2 separate regions of the Homo sapiens genome follow, and region 1 is linked to region 2. The links are chromatin loops, found by intact Hi-C in ENCODE. Cell type or tissue: HCT116. All regions are shown on one strand. Links, peaks and the distances in the headings refer to the core of each region. The heading gives the core; the rest is flanking DNA. Region 1 overlaps NDC1 (NDC1 transmembrane nucleoporin). Region 2 has its middle 27 kb from the start of DMRTB1.

Region 1 (8,000 bases), core at 1-8,000, 320 kb before region 2:
GCTGTGAATCCATCTGGTCCTGGACTTTTTTTTGTTGGTAATTTTAAAATTACCATTTCAATCTCACTGCTTGTTATTGGTCTGTTCAGGTTATCTGATTCTTCCTGATTTAAGCTAGGAAGGTTGTATTTTTCCAGGAATTTATCTGTCTCTTCTAGGTTTGGCAGTTTATGTGCGTAAAGGTGTTGTTCATAGTAGTTGTGAACAATCTTTCATATTTCAGTGGTGTCAGTTGTAATATCTCCTGTTTTGTTTCTTAGTGAGGTTATTTGGATTTTCTCTCTTCTTTTTTTGGTTAATCTTGCTAATGGTCTATCAGTTTTACTTATCTTTTCAAAGAACCAGCTTTTTGTTTCATTTATCTTTTGTATTTTTGTTGTTGTTTTTGTTTCAAATTCATTTAGTTCTGCTCTGATCTCAGTTATTTCCTTTTTTCAGCTGGGTTTGGGTTTGATTTGTTATTTCTCTAGTTCCTTGAGGTGTGACCTTAGAATGTCAGTTTGTGCTCTTTCACTCTTTTTGATGTAGGTGCTTAGGGCTATGAACTTTCCTCTTAGCACCGCCTTTGCTGTATCCCAGAGGTTTTGATAGGTTGTGTCATTATTGTCATTCAGTTCAAAAAATTATTTTTTATTTATTTATTTATTTATTTTTTGAGACGGAGTCTTGCTCTGTTGCCCAGGCTGGAGTGCGATGGCGCGATCTTGACTCACTGCAAGCTCCACCTCCCGGGTTCACGCCATTCTCCTTCCTCAGCCTCCTGAGTAGCTGGAACTACAGGTGCCCGCCACCACGCCCGGCTACATTTTTTTGTATTTTTAGTAGAGACGGGGTTTCACAGTGTTGGCCAGGATGGTCTCGATCTCCTGACCTCGTGATCCACCCGCCTTGGCCTCCCAAAGTGCTGGGATTACAGGCATGAGCCACTGCGCCCAGCCAAAAAATTTTTTAATTTCCATCTTGATTTAGTTTTTGACCCAGTGCTCATTCAGGAGCAGATTATTTAATTGCCATGTATTTGCATGGTTCTGAAGGTTTCTTTTGGAGTTGATTTCCAGTTTTATTCCACTGTGATCTGAGAGAGTGCTTGATATAATTTCAGTTTTCTGAAATTTATTGAGGTTTGTTTTATGGCCTATCATATGGTCTATCTTGGAGAAAGTTCCATGTGCTGTTGAATAGAATGTGTATTCTATGGCTGTTGGATGAAATGTTCTGTATCTATCTGTTAAGTCCATTTGTTCCAGGTATAGTTTAAATCCATTGTTTTTTTGTTGACTTTCTGTTCTCATAACCTATCTAGTGTCGTCAGTGGATTATTGAAGTCCCCCACTATCGTGTTGCTGTCTATCTCATTTCTTAGGTCTGTTAGTAATTGTTTTATAAATTTGGGAGCTCCAATGTTAGATGCATATATGTTTAGGATTGTGATATTTTCCTGTTGGACGAGACCTTTTAACATTATATAATGTCCCTCTTTGTCTCTTTTAACTGCTGTTGCTTTAAAATTTGTTTTGTCTGATATAAGAATAGCTACCTCTGCTTGCTTTTAGTGTCCACTTGCATGAAATGCCTTTTTCCACCCTTTTACTTTAAGTTTATGTGGGTCCTTGTGTGTTAGGTGAGTCTCCTGAAGGCAGCAGATGGTTAGTTGGTGAGTTCTTATCCATTCTGTGGTTCTGTATCTTTTAAGTGGAGGATTTAGGCCATTTACATTCAATGTTAGTATTGAAATATTAGGTACCATCGAATTCACCATGCTTTTTGTTGCCTGTGTACTTGTTTGTTTGCTTTTTGTTTTTGCTTTTCAACATGTATTTTTGTTTTATAGGTCCTGTTTGATTTATGCTTTAAAGAGGTTCTGTTTTGATGTGTTTCCAGAATTTGTTTCAAGATTTAGAGCTCCTTTTAGCAGTTCTTGTAATGGTGGCTTGGTAATGGCGAATTCTCTCAGCATTTATTTGTCTGAAAAAGGCTGTATGTTTTCTTCATATATGATGCTTAGTTTCGCTGGATACAAAATTCTTGGCTGATAATTGTTTTGTTGGAGGAGGCTGAAGATAGAGCCCCAATCCCTTCTAGCTTGTCGGGTTTCTGCTGATAAATCTGCTGTTAATCTGATAGGTTTTCCTTTATAGGTTACCTGGTGCTTCTGTCTCACAGCTCTTAAAGATCCTTTCCTTCGTCTTAACTTTGGATAACCTGATGACAGTGTGCCTAGGCAAAGATCTTTTTGTGATGAATTTTTCAGGTGTTCTTTGGTGCTTCTTGTATTTGGATGTCTAGGTCTAGCAAGGCCAGGGAAGTTTTCCTTGATTATTCCCCCATATATGTTTTCCAAGCATTTAGAATTCTCTTCTTCCTCAGGAACATCGATTATTCTTAAGTTTGGTCGTATAACATAATCCCAGACTTCTTGGAGACCTTGTCCATATTCTCCTTTTTTTTCTTTGTCTTTGTTGGATTGGGTTAATTTGAAGATCTTGTCTTCAAGCTTTGAATTTCTTCTACTTGTTAAATTCTATTGCTGAGACTTTCCAGAGCATTTCGCATTTCTAAAAGTGAATCCAAAGTTTCCTGAATTTTTTATTGTTTTTTCTTTAAGCTATCTATTTCTATGAATATTTCTCCCTTCACTTCTTGTATCATTTTTTGGATTTCCTTGCATTGGGCTTCGCCTTTCTCTGGTCCCTCCCTGATTAGCCTAATAACTAACCTCCTGAATTCTTTTTCAGGTTAAGTCAGGGATTTCTTCTTGGTTTGGATCCATTACTGGTGAACTAGTGTGATTTTTTTTGGGGGTGTTGAAGAGCCTTGTATAGTCATATTACCAGGGTTGGTTTTCTGGTTCCTTCTCATTTGGGTAGGCTCTGTCAGAGGGAAGGTCTAGGGCTGAAGGCTGTTGTTCACATTCTTTTGTCCCACGAGGTGTTCCTTTGATGCAGTACTCTCCGCCTTTTCCTATGGATGTGGCTTCCTGTGAGCCGAACTGCAGTGATTGTTGTTTCTCTTCTGGGTCTAGCCACCCAGCGAGTCTGCCTGTCTCTGGGCTGATACTGGGGGTTGTCTGCACAGAGTCCTGTGATGTGAACTGTTTCTGGGTCTCTCAGGCATGGATACCAGTGCGTGTTCCAGTGGAGGTGGTGAGGGGGTGCAGTGGACTCCATGAGGGTTCTTAGCTTTGGTGGTTTAATGCTCTACTTTTGTGCTGATTGGGCCTCCTGCCAGGAGGTGGCGCTTTCCGGAAAACCTCAGCTGTAGTAGTGTGGAGAGGGACTGGCAGTGGGTGGGGCCCTAGAACTCCCAAGATTATATGTCCTTTGTATTGAGGTAGGGAAGGACCATCAGGTGGGGGTGGGGATAGGCGAGTCTGAGCTCAGACTCTCCTGGGTCAGTTTTTGCTGCAGCTGCTGTGGGGAATGGGAGTTAGATTCCTAGGTCACTGGAGTTGTGTGCCTAGGAGGATTATGGCTGCCTCTGCTGAGTCATGCAGGCTGTCAGGGAAGTGGGGGAAAGTGGCAGTCACAGGCCTCACCCAGGTCCCATGCAAACCAAAGGGCCAGTCTCACTCCCACCGCCCTGCAACAGCCCTGAGTCTGTTTCCAGGTGGAAGGCCAGATGGGCTTGAAAACTTGCCCTGGGCTACCCGCCTCCCAGCTGGGAGAGAAAAGAGCTTGGTTCTTGCCCCACCTGTGGAGTCTACACATTAGATTTGCCCTCTCCCCCAAGTTCTGGCCAGGAGGCTTCTTGCCCCATTTAAATTGTTACAAAGTTCAGCTGGAGATTTCCTTTTCCCTGTGGAGTTTTACTCCCTGCTCCTCTGGTCAACCTTCTGATGGATCCCTGTGGTGCCAGGCAGGAATGGCCTGCTAGGGAGTGCAGCAAGCTCCCAGGGCCTTTCTGCTGCTTCCTCTACCCCTGTATTTCGCTTGACTCTCTAAACTGGTTCAGCTCCAGGTAAGGTCAGAAACTTCTCCCACAGACAGACCTTCACCTTCTCCAGTGGGGGTGTGTGTTCAGAAGAGGAGGGTCTTCCTTTTCCACTTCCACAGTTGGGGCACTCACAGTATTTGGGGTGTCTCCCGGGTCCTCAGGAGCAGTCTGCTTCCTTCAGAGGGTCTGTGGGTCCTCTTGTGATTGCTGGTTTGTTCTTGCAGTCGATCTGGAGCTAAAAATCACAACACAAGCATCTGCAAGCTGCCCTGTTTGGAGCTGCAATCTAGTCCTGCCACCCATCTGCCATCATGATTAGTAGTGTCTCTTTTCTTTTAGAGATGGGGTCTTGCTATGTTGCCCAGGCTAGTCTTGAACTCTTGGCCTCAAGTGATCCTCCCACCTTGGCCTCCCAGAGTACTGGGATTATAGGCATGAGCCATCACGCTCAGCCTCATTGCAATGTATTGACCTACTACATACAGTCAGCCTGGTTGTTCCTCTAGAGTTGTTTATTTGGGCTATTTTTGTGACTATGATCATTTCCATGATTTGCTCTTTCTCCTATAACTTCATTTATGTTCAATTCAAATTTCGTTTTCAGCATTATCACTTTTCATTTCTTTGTTGCACTTTGATTTTTTTTTTTTTTGCCAGTTTCTTCTTTTTTTTAATTAAAACCATTTTATTTTTTATGGAACGCTTCATGAATTTGCATGTCATCCTTGCGCAGGGGTCATGCGCAATTCCCCTTTTAGTATGCGCAATTCCAATTTTAGTATATGTGCTGCTGAAGCAAGCACTACTTTCCTGTTTTAGCTATTCATTTTTTAAAAGTATCATTTGGATTTATTGTGGGAAACAAGGAGGCAACACAACTACATGCTTTGCTGTCTGTGTCTGTACTGAATAACAGATCCAAGTGACCAATCAGCAACAGACTTTGAGAGAATTGATGGGATTGGGTCACAGATTATAATGCACATCGGTTATCTACATATTGATTTGTGTCCTGAAAAGTTAGAAGTGCTATATGCAGTTGCTTATAGTTAATATACCACAGTAACTAGAGTTTGAACTGCATTTTTGGGTGACTGGTATTTTTTAACTAAACCATGGTAACTGAAATGTGTATATATCAGAACTGTACAAAGCAAAGACTGCCTGTGTTAATAAGTACTGTCTTTTCCTACTCATTCCTAATAAGTCTAACATTTTGACTGAGGTCTTGGTGTCTGTGTGGCCATGTCATTGACCTTATATTCTAAAGCTTGACTAAAACTTGTTTTATAACTTTTTATGTTCATAGCTTGGTATTTTTTCCCTTCAGGCTATATTCCCAAAGCTTGGATTAGCACTGCTATGAACCTTCACATAGATGAGTAAGTGATACCTAAAAAGTCTAATTTTAACTCTGTTTCCATTCTTTTAGATGTTTGCTATTTTCCAGATATTTTGTTTAGATTTTGCCTTTAACATTTTTTTAAAAATTGTATTCATTTTTGAATACATATAGTTTATATGGTTTAAAATTCCAAAGGTGTATAAAAGGGTAAAATTAGCAGGACTTGGTGGTACTTGCCTGTAGTCCCAGCTACTTGGGAGGTTGAGGCAGGAGGATCGCTTGAGCCCAGGAGTTCAAGGATGCGGTGAGCTATAATTGTGCCACTGCACTCCAGCCTAGGCAATAGAGCGAGACCCTGTCTCAAAAAGAAAATAATAATAATAGGGTATAAAATGAAAAAGTCTCCTCCTCTGTCTCCACTCACCCAGTTCTCCGCAGAAGTAAGCAATGATAATTGTTCTTAGATGCAGCTTTTATACTATACAAAAGTGGCTTTCTCGAGTTGCATGGACCAGGCCTCTGTTTCGTTTTTCTCCCCAACAATCATTCCTTCTCTGGTGTCTCATGATATATACCAATGCTGTGGCATTATTCTAATTTAGCCTATGAGAGGAAACCAAAATTGAGCAAGGTCAGGTAATCAGTTGAAGGTCACAAGTGGCAGTCAAGTGACAGCACGGTTGTATATTGTTGTAGTAATCTTCTATGCACTTTGCACATAAAGGTTTAATCTGTATTTGCCGAATAAAAGTCAGTCTCTCTCAGTGTTTGTTCTTATTGTATATTCCACTGTGAGGGTTTTTGTTTCATATATGGAATTCACTAATATCAGTTTTAGGGAGTGGGAATATTGACATACATGGTATTTAAGAGATATTATGGTTTCTCACTTTTCAAAGTTTCTAGGCAAAATTTAGTTTTGTCTTCTGCTTACTTGCTAGGTATGAAACCAAACGCATGAGTCATTTATTGTTTTAGCCCAGATTTTAAACTAGGTGAAATGGAAAGAGAAAAATAATAATGGCATTTGATAGAAATTTAACAATATTTTTTTCTTCCTTGCACTCAAAAAATGTTTTGTGTATATGGCTGAGTGCCTGATAATCTGTCCTTCATTTATGTCAGGGCCTCAGTAAAATGTTTACTTAGAAGTTAAAAATAACTTCATCATTGGTTGACTCCCCCAGTGAATGTCAAGCACTGTGCTGGGCACTCCTAATGTAAGCTGTTTTAAAAATTGTAATAGGACTAAGAGGAAGAATGAACATATTATGCCACTCTTATATGGATGAGGAAACCGCTGGTGGGATAGGTGGAGTGATTTACCTAATCACAACACTTAGAAATGGCAGAGTCAGGTTCCAATCCTGGTTTTCATAATTGCTGGTTGTAGGATTATAATAACTTTGCTAATTGATCTAGTCAAAGTTTTGGAAAGATGGCAGCATTAGCTTTACTTAGCAGTCTAACAGAGTGTCTTAAATTGCTTTAACATTGTTTAGTAGCATGTGCTTTTAACGACTATGAATCTGTGGTTTATAGGGCATAAGGATAAAGCTGAAATCTGGTCCAGGAGAAGTACTAGTCATGTTTAATGGTTTTGAGGTATTAGACTACAAAGCAACAATAATAAACTTTCACCCAGCTGCTCGTAGTGAGGCTTATAGGCTTAGCTCATTCCTCCTTCGTAGTAAAAGTCAGTGAAGATTTTGAACACAGGAAACTGTAGCCCCGATTTAGGTCTGTTCTTCCCTTAAAGCTCCCTCATGTACCTCATAAGAAAGTATTAGGGAAAGAGCTTTATAAAGATATCGAAGGAGAGGAGTCTGTCAACATTGTTATTTAGACATAATATTTGTGTCTCAATGTGGAGACTTAAGTGTGTTAATATTTAGATTGCATTTTTCCTAGAGGATTAATAGTAATTTCTGCATTCACAGGCAGGTTCATAGGCCACTTGACACAGTGAGTGGCCTCTTAAATCTCTCGTTACTCTACCATGTCTGGCTGTGTGGTGTCTTTCTCCTGACGACTTGGTATGTCTCATGGATACTCTTCAAAATCTATGCCACAGAGGTATGTTTTTTAAAATATTTTTTCTTAATACTTTTGTGTTTTGGAGTGCACAGTTGATTTTTAGCAGAGCACACTGATCAGCACACGCAAAACCATTTCCGTAAGCTGGTTTTTGGTCTCTCTTCTGAGACTCTTGGGGCCATATCATTTGTAACCACCATTTATGTGGTATTTTTTTTCAGAGGAACAGTGTGGATATTCACTTAATTTTTGGAGATTAAACTGAATGGACTGCCACTATGCTTTATTGACATCCTAGTTGTCTTCTGGGGGCTTCCATTTCTCTACTGAGTACATACTAAATGGACTTGAATTTTAAATTAATTTTCCATGTCATTGGCATAGCTACTATTAAAATATTTAAATATGTGGCAGTAAGAATTTTTTTTTTTTTTTTTTTTTTTTTTTTGAGATAGGGTCTCGCTCTGTCACCCAGGCTGGAGGGCAGTGGCCTGATCTTGGCTCACTGCAACGTCTGCCTCCCAGGTTCAAGTGATTCTCCCACCTCAGCTTCCCGAGTAGCTGGGACTACAGGCGTGTGCCACCATGCCCGGCTAATTTTTTTTGAATTTTAGTAGAGACAGGGTTTCACCATGTTGGCCAGGTTGGTGCCGAACTCCTGACCTCAAAATGATCTGTCCTCGAC
Region 2 (9,581 bases), core at 977-8,976:
CAACCCTGTCCCTTGCTTGGCCAGTTGTCACCTCAGAGATACATAACTACGAACAGGTGAGGCACTAATGAGAGGAAAGCCACCCTTCTCAAGTGAAACAGGAGTGGCCAGGAAGAGTGTGCATTCCAGGCACAGGCGGAAGCGAACCTTTTCTGCAGATCAAAACCACTGAAGGAAGAGGCCACCTTGGAAAGGTGCTCCCACAGACGCCAGGGAGGATAGAAGGTGAGTGGGGGCTTCCGCCACAGCCCGGGAGCCTGGCTCATTTTTGTTTCACAGGCACGCTCTCTCCCAACATGTTTTGCTCCTTTTCCAGGGGAACAGCCCATGCAAAAGTGTGGAAATGAGAGGGTGAGCCCTGGTGAGCAGAACACAGGGTAGTTCGGGCCAGTGGAGCAGGGTTGGGGGAGGGCAAGAGGGAGGCTGGAGAGGTCAGTGTACCACGACTGCCCAGGGGGCTGACTCCTGCAGAGAGGTCTGGATGGGCTCGTAGGGTGCCCCTGGACAAGTCACCCCCATCTCTGAGCCCATTCCACATCTGTAACTTCCTTCCTAGTGTGATAGTAAGAATCCCATGAGATAATACATTGTAACATGCTTAACGGGGCTCTTGGAATAGAGAATGTGCTGGATAAATATTAGCTGTTATAATAATGATGATGTTTCTTTGGCTTCCCCAGATTGCCTGATGTGAGCAAAGTGTAACTGAAATGGCAGAGACAGACTGGACATAAGTGTTTATCTCATCTCCTTCTAAACCCCATTAAGGTGATGATAAAGAAATAAAAGGAGCTGTCAGAACAGGAGAGGCGCTGATGGGAGATGGGAGCCAGCAGGAAGTGGAGCCTGGGCTGGTGGCAGAAGCAGCTGGAGACTGCCGAGGGGCACTGCCAGACATGGGCAGGGTCTCCCACAGAGCCCAGAAACACCCAGGACTCAGAGGCACCAAGTCCTGAGGAAGGTGGGAGACAGGGTGGAGTAAAAAGAGGGGACTGGGTTGGTTGACAGTCAGTGTAGGAGCTATTAGACTCCCTGGGGCCCCCCGAAAACCAAGCAGCTAGTCCTCCCTCCGCCACTCACATCCCACTCCCAGAAGACCAGTAGATGATGGTTTATCCTTCACAGAAACTGGACCAGAGGGGATTCTGATGCAGAAACACCAAGTGGCTATTTGGACAGGAAGGTGGAGATGCTTCTCTGGAAAAACTGGCCTCTAGAAATGGGCATTTTGAGCCCACCCCAAGAAGCTGACTTGCCCCTAGGTCACCCCAGTGAAGCTCATAGTCAACAAGCCTCACCCGTCCAATCAGGCTCACAGAGCTTCCCATTGGCTTTTTAGTGCCTCACTCTTATACCAGTCATCTACCAAGGATCACCAGGAACAAACAAACAAACAAAAGCTGGGGGAAACAGAGATAATGCAGGCAGCAGAAAAAAACCAAAACCAACAAACAGAAAAGATAACCAAAATTAAAGCTCTGATAGAAAGTTTGAAGGTAAGAGAGTAAGCACATAAATGAAAAATAGGGAAAAATTAATGAGAAGGTTTGAATATCAATCCAGGAAGTTGGTATCTGACCAATAAAAATTCCCGGCTGGGCGCAGTGGCTCGCACCTGTAATCCCAGCACTTTGGGAGGCCAAGGTGGGTGGATCACGAGGTCAGGAGTTCAAGACCAGCCTTGCCAAGATGGTAAAGCCCCATCTCTACTAAAAATACAAAAATTAGCCAGGCTTGGTGGCGGACACCTGTAATCCTAGCTACTTGAGAGGCTGAGGTAGGAGAATCGCTTGAACCTGGGAGATGGAGCTTGCAGTGAGCCAAGATCATGCCACTGCACTCCAGCCTGGGTGACAGAGCAAGACTCCATTTCAAAAAAAAAAAAGTTCCGGAAAGGGGGAAAAGAGAACATGGAGGAAAGAACGTTATCAAAGAAGCAACAGAAGAAAAATGTTGAAGACCAAGGGATATAAGCCACCAGCTTGACAGGGCTCACTGAGTGCCCAGTGCTACAGATTAAAAGGGCCCGTGCCAAGACATGGCATTCGAAAAGTTCTGAAGAGCAGGGATGAAGGAGGGATCCTAAAAGGAGAAGGAGGAGGAAAAAAAGAAAGCCTCTTACAAAAATATGAAACAGTATCTCATCACATTTCTCAAAGCAACACTGGGAGATAGAAAACTGTAGAGCAAAAGACTTAAAATTTTTCAATGAAAGCAATTTTTAATCCAGGATTCTATGCCCAGCTGAACTATTAATCAAGGGTGAGCATAGAATAAGGAATTTTCAGACGTGCGAAAACTACAAAAAAAAATTGTTTTCTTTTTTTTTTTTTGAGACAGGGTCTTACTCTGTCACCCAGGCTGGAGTGCAGTGGTGTGATCTCGGCTCACTGCAGCCTCCACCTCCCAGGCTCATGAACCTCCCACCTTGGCCTCCCCAGTAGCTGGGACTACAGGCGTGCACCACCACACAATTTTTGTTTTGTTTTGTTTTTTTAGAGACAGGGTTTCACCATGCTGCCCAAGCTGGTCTCAAATTGCTGAGCTCAAGTGATCCACTCGCCTGGCCTCCCAAAGTACTGGGATTATGGGTATTAGCCACCGCGCACTGCCAAAAAGAAGTATTTTCTAAATTTTTTTTCAAAAAGTTATCAGAGGAAAGCTCTCCTAAACTGAGGGAATAAGCCAAGACCTCTTGCAAACAAGGATCCCAGTGCAGGAGAGTGGCAAGCAGAGTCCAAGTGGACAGCTGGGTTGTAGGAAGTGGAGGGCTGGTCCAGGGCTAGCAGAGCCAGATGCTTGGATGCATTGGTGGGTATGAGAGTGATGTGAGAGGTGCTGGACGTCGCTATTAGAAGGTCTGGGGAAGAATTAGCAATAGAAACGTAGACAGCTAGGCCAGTGAGAAAACAGGCAATTATTAATTCCAGAAAACGGTAAAAGCATGAGGAAAAGAAACTAATCAGATTACAGTACTTGGATTAGTAAATATTTACATAATCATGACAACATAAATCCAGAATATCGATTTAGTGAAAACGTATGTGCTCTGACTACCAGGAGCTGGGGAAGAGGAAGTGTGGGAGCGTCGGGAGAAAGGCAGGTTCCCACTGCCCTGCCCAGGAAGCCCATAGAAATGTCTCTCGGAGGAGCGAGAAACAGCGATTTTTTGTTTGTTTGTTTTAGACGGAGTCTCACTCTGTTGCCCAGGCTGGAGTGCAGTGGCGCAATCTCGGCTCACTGCAAGCTCTGCCTCCCGGGTTCACGCCATTCTCCTGCCTCAGCCTCCTGAGTAGCTGGGACTACAGGCGCCCGCCACCACACCTCACTATTTTTTATATTTTTAGTAGAGACGGGGGAAACAGCGTTTTTAACATGCTGGACTGAGGTATGAAAGGGAAGACAGAAGCAGCTTGAGGACTTGAGCAGCTGCCTCTGGAAAGTGGAACTGGGTTGGAACTGGTTGAGATGGGGATAATTTGAGGACTGTTGGTTTTCTTTCTTGGCCAATAGTTCCATTAGATTTTTTGAAACAATGTGTTTATATTACTTTAGGAAAAATAAACATGAATGATCAGTAGGTATAATTAATCCATCCTGGCAGAGAAGACACGGAGGCTCAACAAGTCTAAGGGACTCGCACAAGACCCTGGCGTGGCCACGTCAGGATGGTGCCAGAGCCCTCCACTGCCAGGTCACTCTTGGTGCCAGTGACCAGAAGCATGATGGCAGGAAGGATGAACACTGGAACCTTACCACGCTGACTCTCAAGAGGCAAGTCCGCTTGACCCTCCAACCCTGGAAGAACAGCTTTTAAAAAGTTCCATCCATTTACAGTATGGCTGGTGAAGTCAGCTGAGTTCAGAAGAAATGTATGACCATAATTTTTATTTATTTGATCCAAAAGCTTTACTTTCAAAGAGAGGGATAAATATGAGACCAGGGGAAATTCTTCTCAATCATCATGAATTCCCAGGCCACAAAGCAGGGAGGACAATTTCCATAATATTCCACCTTATTCTGTACATGTTTCCAGGCAGCCTTTGATGCTGCAGCTTAGAAAGCAGCCCAGAGCCTCTTGCTCTAAAACAAATCAGCAGCTCCCCGCCTCCCCTTCCCCACCGCCTCCCCTTCCCCACTGCCTCCATCCCCACCCATTTCCACCAAATTTTGCAACCTCAGCTCCCACCCACCCCACTCCATTGCCTCCTTCCCAACCTGCATTCCAGTGGGGACAGCTTGACACTAGAGTGTGGTGTTCGGGGGGTGCCAGGGCTCCTGCCAGGAGTGGGTTCACAGAGTTCACCAGCCATGGGAGTCCTCAGGATGGTGGGAGACTTTCAAGTAAAAGGACAGTTGCAGAGCGGTGTGAGACACGCCCAGGCTCTCCCAGCCCCAGTTTAAGGTTCAAAGGCCTTGGTGAGGGCTCTGCCCCTCTGTACCTGAGCCCTGGCCCTCCTCCTGTCACTCAGCCTTCTCCCTGGCCCTGCTCTTTTCAGCCTTGCCTCTTGCTTCCAGGCCTTTGTCCGTGCTGTTCCTTCTGTCCGGAGCACTCTTCCTTCAAGCTTCCCAGGTGCAATGATCACATTGCACTCATTGCTTGCTGTAGGTGAGTGTCTCCCCTCTAGCCTGCGAGTCTCTCGGAGGCTGGACTGGTTGTAAATTCTCTCTGAGCACCCTGGGCACAGCAAGGGCCCCCCATGGGTTGATGCCTGTTAAACAAAGGAAGAAAGGGATAAATGTGACTTTGGGGCTCGGCAGCAGCAGTCCAGCCTCGTGCCCTTAACAAGCTACCTTCATCTATAGAGTGGCTTCTCATAGGGTTGTCTCACACCCAACCCTGCCTTCAGATCCACTTGGGGCAAGTACTCCAAATGCAGATTCCTGGCCTCCCCACAGAGCATCTAACATTGGAAGCCCCTGCACCAGGGCTGCATTTGGACTCAGTGCTCTTTCTGTGAGGAGACCGCCTTCTACTGGGCTGGTTTGTGTATCTGCAGCTCCTAACCCTGGTCCCGTGTGGTTTCTGACTGGGTACTCGCAGCAAATAGAGAAGAAACAGCCCACCCTAGCCCCAGAGCCCAGAGTGCAGCCTTCCCTGCAGCGGGGATTTTCAGGCAGGTGAGCGTGAAAGCATGCAGTGGCCTGTGCCTCAGTTTCCTCACCAACATAGTCCTGGTGACTTCCCACGTGCTTGTGGAGGTCGGGCTGGTGAATAAATATCCTCGGAGCTGGGAGGCGTCCTTACAGGCAAGAGCACTCACGGGGCCCCACGGGGCATGGGTGGGGCCGGGCAGGGAGGCATAGGCCCCGTGGGCCCTCTCTCAGCCCGTGCCTCCCATCCACCCCTCCACTTCCACACCACCTGGGTGAGGAGGGCACCACCACGGACCAACGGAAATGGGGGCCTAGAGGGCACTGGCAGGACTGGCCGCAAGTCTCTGATGGAGGACAGGAGAGACCCTGCTTCATGGAAACTCAAAATTGTCATCGCAGCTCACATCCCCTTGGAAACACATTGAGTAAAGACGAGAGCGTCCCAGTCTCCGCTTGGAGGAGGGCTTGGGCTAGGTCCTGGCGCCCCCTCGCGGCCACTCCTTTGCCTTCCCCACAAGCCCCTGGCCATAAATAAACCAAGTCGTCAGGGAAGATTGGAACCCAAAGAACCTTGGAGGCTGCTGATCCCCGCTGGCCCCCACAGACCCCTTCCCTCGTCTCTTCCTCCCTATTTCTGTCCTCCTGGTGATAGCCTAATTTGTAAAGGATGTGTTGACACTCACTTGTCTCTTACCACCTCACGATCACTCCAATACCCTTCTTGTTCTCTTTAGTGCCACTCTCAGCCCACTACTCGGAACCCAGGCCTCTCCCGCCTGTCCCGGCTTTCTTTCCATCCCCCGGCTGCCTCCTTTTCAGGCTTCCGTCCCTGTCCGCAGGCACCCTGCCCCTTAGGACTGCACACCACATCTGCGCGGACAGCATCCGCTCTCCATCCCCAGTGCAGGGTGCCCTCCTGAGCTCAGCCCCAGGAAGCTGCCCCCCACCCCTTCTGCAGCTTCTCACAGACATTCCTGCTCAGCACCCCAAAACCCTTCTCCTACTTTCCCATCTCAGCACATCACCCACTTAGGCCAGAGATCCGGGTGCTGTCCTGATTCTTGGCTGAGACTCCCCTAAGAAGGGGTCTCACAGGCTCCAAATGGCACCTGGGTCTCCAGAGCCAGCTCAGCAGACAGCACATCTCATCCCTGTTAGCTGGCTGCATACACTGGGTGTGCTGAGTCTCCCGGAGGTAGAGGCGAGTGGGACAAAGTGAAACTGCGTCCTCCTGACCAACAGACAGGGATGGGAGCTGGCCCGGCCCAGGCCCGGCATGGCCTCACCATACACTGTGCCTGCGCTCCCTGGACTCCAGGCCTCCGAAGATGCTGTTCCTTCTGCCTGGGACACCCTTCTGTACAATACTAATGCCTTCTTGCTCCTTGACACCAAGCCCGTGTGTCACTTTTTGGGAAGCATTCACTGATGCCCAGGCTGGTAGCCTCTAAGGCATGATCCCGTGCGACCTGGCCCCTGCCTCTCAGCCCTGGGGAGTTTCTATTAGCTCCTCAAATATGAAAACCTTGTTCCCGCCTGAGAGCCTTTACACATGCCACTTTTTCTGCTGGGACCCACCTCTGTCTACCCTGTCCCTTGTTTCCACCAAGGAAAGCTTCCCTGCCTCTTCCAGCAGATCAGGGTCCTCCCATGTCCCCCAGACCCAGTCTCCCTGAATCTCAGTGCTGCTCCTCGGGGGTCAGTCTGCACACATCTGTCTCCTATAGAAATAACGATAACCCTTCCCAGCACCTGCTCTCCCACTGAGGCCTAAGCACTTTGCATACATTCATCCTTTATCACATGTCATAACCCCATCGTTACCCTTGTTTACAGATGGGGAAGTGAGGTCCTATGTCCTCCATCCAAAGCCTGAGTCGAGCACACGATCTGTGCCGGGGAGGGCTTCCCGACCCAGAGCTCTGACAGAACAGACGCCTCCAAATCTTGTTTAAATGGAAAGCAGCCTCGGGGCCGTTCCCACCACTGCCAGCCCTGGATGAAGGCCGGGCAGCCCCTTTCATGCTCTTTATTCTTTTGAACAAATTGTGAGTTTTACAGGATATCCAAGGCCTGTGGTGGCAAACACATGTTCCCATGGTGAGAACCATTGGACCTGCTGGGCACAGGGCTGTGAGTGCAGCTGAATGGCCACCCAGGCCCCTCCTGCCCCTGCTCTGCTGCACCTGGGCCCCCTTGAGCAGGGCCACATCCTAGCTGCCCCATTGGCCACTTCAGAGAGAGGACACAGCTCCCCTACCCCACCCTGGTGTCCCCTTCACACCCCTGGCTCCCACACTCACGGGCCTGACCCCCTCCCACCTCTGCAGAGGCTGCAGCCTCACAGCAGCCCAGGAAAGGGCACTGCTATCATTCCACTCGCAGAGAAGCCAGCTTAGAGAAGGGGAGGTAACTTGCCTGAGGTCACACAGCTGGGTCGGGAAGAAGCTGCGAATTAGAACTCAGGTCTCCTGGCTGCAAAGCTGATGCTCCCCACAACAGCATCATCTATGCCACCAAGGCCAAGAAAGCAGAAAGGTCTGTGTCCCTTGTGCCCTTCGCGTTGCCCTGCATTTACACTGAAAAAGCTGGAAGCGCTTGGAGGCAGAGATGCTGCATTCCAGGCCTGGCTCTGCTCCTCGGGAAGTCACTCACCTCCCCAGGCCTTGGTTTCCCCTTCTGAAAACAAGGAGGATGAACCTGCGCTGTGTAGCCCCCATGCTTCAAAGAACGCAGCCTGGCTGAGTGGCCTCAGGCACTGTCACCTTTCCCGGGTCACACCGCTCTGGATGGTGCCTGTTAGTAAGAAGGTTCTCCACATCCTCCTTCCACCACTTTTGCAGGTAGCCCTCAGGAGCATCCATAACAGCTGAGGATGTTTTAATCTAACGTGCATTCTCCAGCCACAACTTTGATTTTCAAAATAAAGTAACAAGTGCCCCCTAAAAACTGTGAAACTATATAGACTCAAAACGAGCAACCCCCTCTTTTCTGAGGGCCATATTTGGGGAGAACCTCTTGCCTCATATTGAAGCACATGTAGTAGCTGCCCTTCCTCAAGGGCCTAGGGGAGTGCTCTGGCTGCCGGAGGCCTCCTCTGGGGCTTGGATCCTAACACACTTTGAAGCCTGGGGCGTGTTCGGACCTGCTTGGCATGACATTCAAGGCCCTTCCGGCATCTGTTCTCCAACCGCTTCCAGCGCATCTCTTGCCCCACCCTCTCACCCTGTGCTCCAGCCACATCTGCTGGAGTCCCTCCCTTAGCCCCCCAGGAATACTTTGCCCTCAAGGGGACAGATGTTTGGAGGGGAGGGCTACAGAGCCCAGTGGGTTGGGGCAGGCATCTGAGAAGATGCCATCAAGCTGAACCAGAATGAGGACGAGCCAGGCAAGGAGAGCATTCCTGGGAGAGGAAACGGTAGGAGCAAAGGCCCAAGGTGGGGACGAGCTCAAAGGAATGGAGAAAGGCCAGTGTGGCTGGCATGCGGGGGGTGAGAGAAAGGAAGGGGAGTAGCAGGTGTGGGGAGAGGTGGACCAACAAGGACCTGGGCAGTGACATCCACAGCAGCCCTGCTCCCCGCAGCGTAACCTGCATGCCCACATGCCAGAGGAAGAGCACGAGAACCCCAGGATGCCCCCAGAGTACCCTGTAGCAGAGAAGGCAGCAGCACACAACACCACACCATGGGTGAATGTGAGCAACGTCATATTCAGTGAGGAAGCCTCGCCCCAAAGACTACATCCTAAAACAGCTGTTCAAAAGACCATCTAGGCATACACATGGATGCAATGAAATCCAACAAGCAAAGCAAGTGCAGGAGGCAAAGGGATTCCGGGTTCTGGCTGCTGAGGCCGGAGAGGTGAGAGTCAATGGGGGTCCGCTGGCTGGAGGTCAGATACTGTCCGGGCCTGGATTTTTGTCTGGAGCAATGGATTCATGGGTGCTTATCACATTATTAAAAACAAACAAACAAACAAGTGAAGGTGTCCTGGACCAATGATGAGTGTCTCTCATGTACCAACCTGGTGGGGGCCAGATGGCTCCAAATCTCAAGGCCCAGGCCAAGGGTCAGGGGGTTATTTGAAGAGCAGTAGAGGCCATTGGTGGGTTGGGGGCAGGGGACTGACCTGATGCGTGTCGTGTGGGGGTGGTTACTCTCCCTCTGCAGGTCACAAGCAGATGCAGCCTCCACCCTGCTCCGTGTGCAGGGGGCTGACCCCCACAGACAGCATCTCCTGGGCTCCTGCACTCTCTGGCTTCCAGTAGGAGACCAGCAGGCAGGAGGTAACAGAATTTGGAATTCTCCTCTGAAAGGTACATGGCTATACCTTGTACCATCTGCCAGTAGATAAGAGGCATGGTGCTGGCAGGACCTCTGGATTTCCGAGGATGCGTACACCACACCTGGGAGTGCGGCTCTGACCTACTTCCTGGGAAACTGGTGAGGCTGCCAGTTTTGGAGGGGCTCCAAGTAAGAAAGGGC

What was found. Hi-C counts contacts between places; a loop is a spot of excess contacts. Peaks named below come from ENCODE experiments on the same cell type or tissue, not always from the same donor. Only the 100,000 strongest peaks of a DNase experiment are listed, where the experiment ranks them.
Region 1: it touches region 2 in a loop (3.0-fold over the local background); 3 of 110 quality-filtered maps call a loop at or near these places.

What each region holds. Positions count from the first base shown.
Region 1 is chr1:53,807,010-53,815,009 of GRCh38, reverse strand. It overlaps NDC1 (NDC1 transmembrane nucleoporin), which reads left to right. Exons shown (of 18, transcript NM_018087.5): 7 at 5,264-5,315; 8 at 7,219-7,354. It also overlaps the pseudogene LOC124904725. Among named protein-coding and RNA genes, the nearest start is that of NDC1, 27 kb to the left of the region's middle. RefSeq lists an enhancer at 2,937-3,471. In HCT116, for the core only: a CTCF peak has its summit at 3,237 (motif pointing right); a DNase peak (open chromatin) is centred at 3,249; H3K27ac peaks cover 572 bases.
Region 2 is chr1:53,481,643-53,491,223 of GRCh38, reverse strand. No RefSeq gene overlaps it. Among named protein-coding and RNA genes, the nearest start is that of DMRTB1, 27 kb to the right of the region's middle. RefSeq lists an enhancer at 6,777-7,397. In HCT116, for the core only: a CTCF peak has its summit at 5,593 (motif pointing left); a DNase peak (open chromatin) is centred at 5,563.